Linked DNA regions of Homo sapiens: region 1 is linked to region 2. Evidence: chromatin contacts called from ENCODE Hi-C or POLR2A ChIA-PET data. All regions are on one chromosome and are shown on one strand. Each heading gives the region's core, a stretch centred on a gene start or an enhancer-like site at or near the end of the contact. The rest is flanking DNA. Distances are from core to core; before and after follow the strand shown. Region 1 holds the start of NFKBIE (NFKB inhibitor epsilon). Region 2 holds the start of MRPS10 (mitochondrial ribosomal protein S10).

Region 1 (4,152 bases), core at 1,571-4,070, 2.0 Mb after region 2:
TTAGAAGGAACACATCAAACTTTAACTAGCTACCCATAGGGTAGGTCCAGGAAGTGAGAGTGTGGGCCAGGAAGTGAGGGTTGGTGTGGGAAGCCAGGATCCTAGGGTTGGAGCTCCAAGTTCCCACTGCTGGCCTTCAGGAGGGCCTTGGCTGGGTGGGCATGTGGGCAGGGTGCTGACAGGACAACAGCCTTCCTGTCCAGCCTGCCCACACCCACTCCTCTTTGCCCTCAGGGCTCTGCCGAGCCAGCTGCAGCTCAAAGCCAAATTGAAAGCTGCCGAAGTAGTCCAGAGGGGGTTTCCAGGGCTAAGCACCCCACCACCCCAGCACACAGGAAAGAAGGAGACAGTTGCAGGGTCACCCCGTACCCCCAAGCAACTCAGTGTTACACATTCCAAGGGAGAGACACAGAAACTCTTGGAAGAGGAGCAAGGAGACAGTGCAGCATCCTGTCCTGCTGCCCTTCCCTGGGAGTCAAGAGGCACCTCTCAGATAGCACAGACCAGGTCGGGCCTAACAGAGGCCCTCCATTCCTGTGTGCACCTCCAAGAGGAGGTCTTTGTAGTGCAGAAAATGTATTTGTTGAGGGGGCCAAGAACCTTAATCTAGGGGTAATGGGGGCAGTTGGGAGGGGAAGTTCCAGTCTTGGGGTTTCCCCACGTCAGGTGGGGAAAACGAAAGCCAGTGATGGAGGGTCTAGGCCGGGACAGCTGCCTTGGGGCATTAGTGAGGGGGGTAGATTGGCTAAAAGGCCCGTCTGGGCTGGGGAGGGGGCTGCTTGGGCAGGAGGGTGGCAGGCTTTAGCAGCAGGCAGCAGGAGAGGCCCAGGAGAGTGACGGAGGGAGGGAGGAACTGCTCTGGAAATCCCCTAGGCCAGGGCCTGCTCTCTGGGTCACATTCTTGCAGCCACCTCCCTCTCTCCCCCAGTATCCCCTCCTCCCACTTCCTCTTCCCACTTCCATACCTCCCACAGCCCAGACACCTCCAACAGAGGGAGGAAAGTGCCCCCTGCTCTCTGGGGACTCGCTGGGGAGCCCGGACATTTCTCCCCTCCACACACACACCCAATCTGGACACAACACCTGCTTCTAACTAGAGATGGAAAAGGCTGGGGCTGAGAGGCTAACAAAAGACGGCAATGTCAAAAGTCCCCTCTCCTTGGATCAAAGGTCATCAGAGGTATCTTGCGTGCAGCCCCCAAAACCTTGGGGTTCTGGGCCTGAGGGCTGGTGATCCAGGCAGAGTACAGAAAGGACTGGGTCACTCCTCTCCCACCCACTGGGTCCACCAGCTGTCTTTATCAATGGCCACCCAGGATTAGGACCCTGCATCTCCAAAAAGCAGGTTAGGACAGCCACCTCCTGCCTCCCCTACTCCTATTTATATGAGCACCCTTGACCAGGGATTCCAGCCCTCCCCAACTCTATTTCTCATCCCCAGTTCCCAACCTTTCCCTCCTCTGTCAATGTTTTCTTCTTCCTGGGGGGCTAAATCCTCAACTGGCCAACCCATCCCACACAACTGCCTTTTACTTCAACTGCCCTCTGGCCCACTCCCACCAAACTCCATCTGGGTCTGGAGGAGGAAGGGTTAAGTGAGGGAGTGAGACACGACAGTTAGTGGGACTGGGGGCTCTGGAGGTAGAGGATGTCAGGGACGCTGACTCTAGCCCTCACTTCCCCTTTCTTAGCAGAGGAGGAAGTAAGCTGGGGCAGCCAGCCGCCTGTCTGTCTGCTGGGGCAAGAGTGCCCCAGCCTGGCTCACCCCATCCTCCTGAGGACCAGTCCCAAACCTACACCCTGGTGGCACCCCCCATGCCTAGCTTCCTGGCCCCGACTGGCAACCTGTAACTGGCACCTGTTGTTCCTTGAGACAGAGCATTCTGAGGTCAGGAACTGGGAATCCCAGATATTGAGCAAATAAGGATGTCCCCTTCCCCAGCAAGAAGAAACAAAAAAACTGGACTTGGTCAGGGGAATTTTCTCTTCCTAAGGGTGGATTATTGGTAGATTTCCAAGATGCTGGCTGGGTTAAGGGTCCTGCCAGCTCTGCCCACCCCGAAATGGGAGGACAGAGATGATTCCATGGCCTAGCTGGACCTCAAAAGTGGGCTGAGAGTTAAGTCTGGAGTTTGGAAGAGCGAATGGGGACTTGAAGGATCTTCACGGGGGAGTGGGGGTGCCCGACCTGTTGCGGCTCTTGGGCAGGCCCAGAGTTAGCATCCCGATTCAGCCTAGCCCCCATACTCACGTGTCTCCGTCCTCGGAGATGTAAGTGAGTGCTTCCAGCTGCTGAGGGCTCAGCGCCCCCACGTGGGGGAGTGGCAGGCGTGGGGCCGGGTCCTCAGCCTCGGGGCCCCCCAGCAAGGACAGGGTGTAGGTGAGCGAGGAGGAGCCATAGGTGGAATCAGCCCGCTCCCCATCCGCGTCTTCCTTCTCCTGTGGTTCCTTGACGGGTCCCGGAGGATGGGTGCAGGGCTGGGGGCTGCCGTCCGAGGGCCCGGAGGCTGGAGCCGAGGTGGACTCGGGTAGGGAGCGCAGAGAGCGCAGAGACTCAATGCCAGAGTCGTACTGGCTCTCCTCCGCCTCGTCCGGCCCCTTCCGCGCCTCCGACATGCCCGCGGCTCTGGCCGGCCGGGGCCCGGTCTGAGCAGGATCCGGCTCCAGGCTCCGCCGCGCCGCCTTTCCGGGTTGCGGGTCCGCTTGGCAGAGCGGGCGCCCGGCCCGCGGCGGCCTCCTTCCCGGGCTGTGGGGCTCCGAGGGGCCGGCGCGCAGCGAGGACAAGGTTCGGAGCGCTGGCCAGGTCCACCCAGCGGTTACTGTGGGCAGCCGAACCGCCCAAGCGGGTCCTCCTCCTCGCCCCGCCCCTCCGGACCAACAGGGTCGCCTCACGCGGATGGCCCCGCCCCCTCCCCGCCCCCGGCGGGCGCTTCCGGAAAGAGGCCCCGCCCCTCCGGAATCCCCCTTCCCGGGCTCTGCGTAGGCTTGGAGTCTGTGGTTCCCGGGCCTTGACTCACTCCTTCGTTGATTCATTCACTCATTCATTCATTCATTCATTCACTCTTTCCCCCTTCCTCCTTCACTCCATTCATTAGTTCCACGCATGTACTGTTTCCTTCTTTCACTTCTATTTCTTAATTCATTTGTTTTATTTTTATTTTTTATTTTTTTGAGACGAAGTCTTGCTCTGTTGCCCAGGCTGGAGTGCAGTGGTTGATCTCTGCTCACTGCAACCTCCGCCTCCTGGGTTCAAGCGATTCTCCTGCCTCAGCCTTTCGAGTAGCTGGGACTACAAGTAGAGACGGGGGTCTCGCTACGTTGCCCAGGCTGGTCTCGAACTCCTGGGTTCAAGCGATCTGCCTGCCTCGGACTACCAAAGTGCTGGGATTACAGGCTGTGAGCCACCGGTCCCGGATCATTCATTTGTTTTAAAAGAAATATCTATTAATTGTCCGTACAAGCTGGCATCTTTGGGGGAGGGCATGTAGGCGATGGGATGGGGAAGCACTGCTTCCTATCCCCTGCCCATTTATCTCAATTTCTCTTGCTTTCTCATCTTTCCCTATCAGTGCCCAGGGGTACGGGTAGGGAAAGGGGACTCCCATTATCTTTAAAGGAGCAGTTCTCCTGGGTCCTGGAAGACAGTCTCCTGTGTCAACGTCCCACATCACATGGAATTGGGCATGAAAATGTTTTTTTGGAAAGAGCGTCTTCTCAGGGAAACTGTTGTCTAAAAAGTAAAGTGGTTGTGGAGTTTCTTCTTCCTCAAAGGGTGAAACCCTGGCCTTGGGTAGTTACAGTTTCTGGTCAACCCCAGCAGTCAAGGAAGTGGGGTCAGGTTGGGGAGGCCCCAGACATGCTGGGTTGCACTCTGCTCAGGTCCCCAACACAGCCCCAATCTTAGTCCCAAAACATCTTTCCTCTTTCACTGTCCCTGGGCCTAGGAAGGCCGTGGGAGCACCCTACTACAAGTGAGCCCTAAGCCCATGCTCCATGATTTATTCCCTCATTCCTCCCCACTATTCCAAGTGCTATCAGCCTAACGCCAGCAATGCCCTTAGAGGGTTATCCGCAAGGGAACATGTAGCTTTTCCATCTCCAGCATTGGAGAAAGGAAGGTGGATGAGTGTAGACAGCAACGTTTTGCAGGGG
Region 2 (4,347 bases), core at 724-3,223:
TGCATAGAAAATTCCCTCCCAACAATTACACCAGTGACCCCACAATCGAGTTGTGCAAGAGGAGCAAGAATATTACACTTCTCAGTCACATTCTCCCACTATAAACCTCTGCTTTTTCTTTTCTTTTTTTTTTCTTTTCTTTTTTTTTTTTTTTTTGAGAGAGTCTTGCTCTGTCGCCCAGGCTGGAGTACAGTGGAGCATTCTCAGCTCACTGAAACCTCCGCCTCCTGGGTTCAAGCAAGTCTCCTGCCTTAGCCTCCTGAGTAGGTGGGATTACAGGGGCCCACCGCCACACTCAGCTAATTTTTGTATTTTTAGTAGAGACGGAGTTTTGCCATGTTAGCCAGGATGGTCTTGATCTCCTGATCTCGTGATCCGCCCACCTCGGCCTCCCAAAGTGTAGGGATTACAGGCGTGAGCCACCGTGCCCGGCCAAGAAGTTTTTAAATTGCATTTTTTCTTTGTATTTCTTGAGAGAGAGAGAGAGAGAGAGAGAGAGTGTGTGTGTGTGTGTGTGTGTGTGTGTTGGGGGAGTGGTGGTTTGGAAGGGAGGGCTGTCTGGGTAAATTTGTCTTAATAAAGCAGTTCAAAAATTTCAATCTCTAATACCATCTGACTTTTCTCAAGAACAGTGGTTTTCAGGCCGGGTGCGGTGGCTCAAGGCTGTAATCCCAGCACTTTGGGAGGCCGAGGCTGCCGGATCACTTGAGGTCAGGAGTTCGAGACCAGCCTGACCGACATGGTGAAACCCCGTCTCTGCTAAACATACAAATACTAGCTGGGCATGGTGACGCATGACTGTAATTCCAGCTGCTCGGGAGGCTGAGGTAGGAGAATCACTTGAACCCGGGAGGTGGAGGCTGTAGTGAGCCGAGATCGTGCCATTGCGCTCCAGCTTGGGCGACAAGAGCGAAACTCCGTCTCCAAACAAAAACAAAAACAAAAACGGTGGTCTCAAAGTGTAGTCTGAGGACGTCTGTGGGGTCTGAGACACTTTCAGGGGATCCGGGAAATCAAAACTATTTTCATAAAACCAAAACGTCATTTACAACTTTTCCACTCATTCTCTTACCAGTGTACAGTGAAGTTTTCCCGTGACAGCCTGAGGTGTGATATAGGAAAAGATTAAATACAGAAGCAGATTTGAATCTAGCTTTTATTAAGCCAGAAATTAAAGAGAGCTGCAAAAATGTAAAACATTGCTGCTCCTTACTCAGTTTGTTCAGAAAATATATTTTTCATAAAGTATTAGTTGTAACATGTAATGAGTTAGTGTTACTTTTAAATCAATATATATTCTTAAGTTTTATTTTCCAAAAAGCTAAATATAGATAGCAAAAACCCACAAAAACAAAAGCTCTCTGGAGTCCTGAACTCCGAAAGTGTAAAGTGGTCCCAAGGCCAAAAAGCAGGAGAACCGCTGCTGAAAAGTTTTTGCTCCTCCTGCAAATAACTGCGCAGAGGATATCTAACCCACTTCTCTGGCTTGAGACCTTCATCTAAATTTGGATGCCAGGAAAGCATCTCAATTTAGTTCCATGGGAAGAGTCTGATATCTTGCACCAGCTCAGCCTCTAATTTTCGCGAGGCAAATTTCCTGTCTTCTCTGAGCCTCAGTTTATTTTGCAAGCGTGAAAGGAGGGGTTTTGGAACATACGAAGTACAAAATCTTTTCCAGCTCTGACATTCTACGATTATTCTTGTTCCTATCTTTGCCTGGACTCACTAACTTATATTTAATTCCATGAGAGAATTCTGATAAAACTAGCCCCTTTCTCGTCACTTTCCTGTAAACGGCGCGAGGTGAGGGATAAATATCAGGAAAAATCCTGATGGGCAGAGCGGCTGGTGGCAGGGAAACTTAAAAGCAACTATCCCGGTCAGCCCTCCTAGTCTCCCTAGCCAATCCAGTACCTGCCAGAGGCGCCGGCACACAGCACCGAACGCTGTCCGCGCCGCCATCTTGCCGGTCCCGACCTCTCAGGATTGCTTCCGGGGTTACAGCGGCGTCCTCAGACCATAGAGTTCCGCAAAAGAAGAGAGTACATCCTCATGTTCCGGCGCTGGAACAACCATAGAGACATGAACCTGTGCTTTTTGGGGGCGGGACAGTTGGCTGGCCAGGCTGGTTTGGCTCCGGCCAGTGTCTGGATAGTTACCAAGCCCTATTAATGTTTTCACCTTTAAATTGTTGTGTGTGTATACACACACACACACACACACATTTATTTATTTACTTATTTTTTCCTTTTAGAGACTGAGTCTCACTCGGCTGCCCAGGCTGGAGTGCAGTGGCACAGTCATAGCTCACTGCAGCCTCAAACTCCTGCCTCAAGTGATCCTCCTGCCTCAGCCTCCCAAGTAGCTGGACTACAAGTGCGTGCCACCACAGCCGACTAATTTTTTGTTTTTTTTTTTAATTTTCTTGTAGAGACAGGGTCTCATTATATTGCTCTCGTTATTTTGTGGGCTGGTCTTGAATTCCTGTCCTCAAGTGATCCTCTGGCCTTGGCCTCCCAAAGGACTGAGATTACAGGCATGAACCACAAAGCCCGGACTGAAACTAGTGTATTGACACCATTTACTTCAGTACTGGAATAATGGGTGATTTATTTTCCTATTTTTGCATTTTTCAATTTTTTTTGCATTTTTCAAAATTTTAACAAAATCTATATTTAACAAGAAAAAGAAAAGTCGGCCACTACCATTGGGTCCAGTTGCCACTCAGTTACCTTATTGCAGCGGCTTTCTAATTATGGTTCTTAATCCTTTCTTCCTTCCCCACACCAATTGGAATTCCTGTGCTCCAACCATTTTGTATACCGCTGTCCTACTGATCTTTCTAAATTATTCATTTCCTTATGTTACTCTAGTATTTAGGAATTTACAATGGCTAGCTTCACTTACAACAAGCCAAAGTGTTTTGTCTAATTATTAATGTCCACCATAATTTTTTCCAAGTAAAAAGATGTATAACTGGGATTTGCTATAATAAAAACTTCTTCAGGCTGGGTGCGGTGGCTCACGCCTGTAATCCCAGCACTTTGGGAGGCTGAGGTGGGCGGATCACCTGAGGTCAGGAGTTCGAGACCAGCCTGGCCAACATGGTGAAACCCCATCTCTACTAAAAATACAAAAAATTAGTGGGGTGTCATCGTTGTGTGCCTGTAGTCCCAGCTACTCAGGAGGCTGAGGCACGAGAATTGCTTGAACCCGGGAAGTGGAGGTTGCAGTGAGGCAAGATCGTGCCACTGCACTCCAGCCTGGGAGACACAATGAGACTCTGTCTAAAAAAAAAAAAAAAAAAAGAAAAGAAAAGAAAAGGCCAGGTGCAGTGGCTCGGCTCACACCTGTAATTCCAGCACTCAGCACTTTGGGAGGCCAAGGCGGGTGGATCACCTGACGTCAGAAGTTCAAGATCAGCCTGGCCAACATGGCAAAACCCTGTCTCTACTAAAAATACAAAGTCAGGCATGGTGGTGTGCACCTGTAATCCCAGCTATTTGGGAGGCTGAGGCAGGAGAATCTCTTGAACCCGGGAGGCAGAGAGTGCAGTGAGCCGAGATTGAGATTGTACCACTGCACTCCAGTCTAGGGAACAGAGCGAGACTCCGTCTCCAAAAAAAAAACTTATTCCATTTGTGCAAATCTTTAAAAATTTATTTTTATTTTTCCTTTTACTTTCTCCTCATCTTAAAGTCTGCTTCTATAATACTATATTGTCTTTTTTGTGTGTGTGTGTGAGACAGTGTCTCGCTCTGTTGCCCAGGCTGGAGAGCACTGGCTTGATCATAGCCCACTGCAGCCTCAAACTCCTGGGGTTAAGTGATCCTCACACCACAGCCTCTGGAGTATCTAAAACTACAGGTGTTTGCGACCATTTTTTATTTTATTTTTATTGTTTTGTAGAGACAGAGACTTGCTATGTTGCCCAGGCTGGTCTCAAACTCCTGGCTTCCAGCAATCCTCTCACCTTGGCCTCCCAAAGTGCTGGTTTTACAGGTATGAGCCACTGCACTTGGCCCATTTGTTCACATTTCTAAGCTTTATTTCCCCAAAGTGCTTTCACATATGCATTTTAGCCTAATGGAAAACTCTAGCCTTATAATCAGATCTGGTTTCTAATCCCAGGCTTACCAGTTAGTTGAGTGACTTTGAGCAAGTTACTTCCTTACCCTCAGCCTCAGTTTGCTCATATGTCAAAAAAAAAAAAAAAAAAAAGATAACAGTAGTTCCTGCTTCCAATAGTTGCTTGGGAATTCAATGCAATACCAATATATGGTGTTTAGTACAATACTGCCATGTAATGATACACTATAGATGTCATCCACTATTTGTGCCATTAAG

What was found. Hi-C counts contacts between places; a loop is a spot of excess contacts on that map. ChIA-PET counts read pairs that join two places held with the same protein, here RNA polymerase II (POLR2A). Pooled maps may share reads with other maps.
Region 1: a map of natural killer cell shows a loop between it and region 2 (19-fold over the local background). The contact joins the promoter of NFKBIE here to the promoter of MRPS10 in region 2. A Hi-C loop is called at or near these places in 1 of 168 maps with a recorded cell type or tissue (natural killer cell), 1 of 37 single-sample maps with no recorded cell type and 7 of 50 pooled maps. POLR2A ChIA-PET finds 5 or more read pairs at or near these places in 1 of 52 experiments (activated B cell).

Annotation. Positions count from the first base shown.
Region 1 is chr6:44,262,731-44,266,882 of GRCh38, forward strand. It overlaps NFKBIE (NFKB inhibitor epsilon), which reads right to left and starts at 2,821. Exons shown (of 6, transcript NM_004556.3): 1 at 2,252-2,821. The coding sequence starts at 2,616. RefSeq lists enhancers at 446-505, 516-765, 776-895, 976-1,025, 1,948-2,447 and 1 more and a silencer at 2,366-3,035.
Region 2 is chr6:42,215,888-42,220,234 of GRCh38, forward strand. MRPS10 (mitochondrial ribosomal protein S10) reads right to left here and starts at 1,974. Exons shown (of 7, transcript NM_018141.4): 1 at 1,915-1,974. The coding sequence starts at 1,962. RefSeq lists enhancers at 86-688, 689-1,290, 1,862-2,141.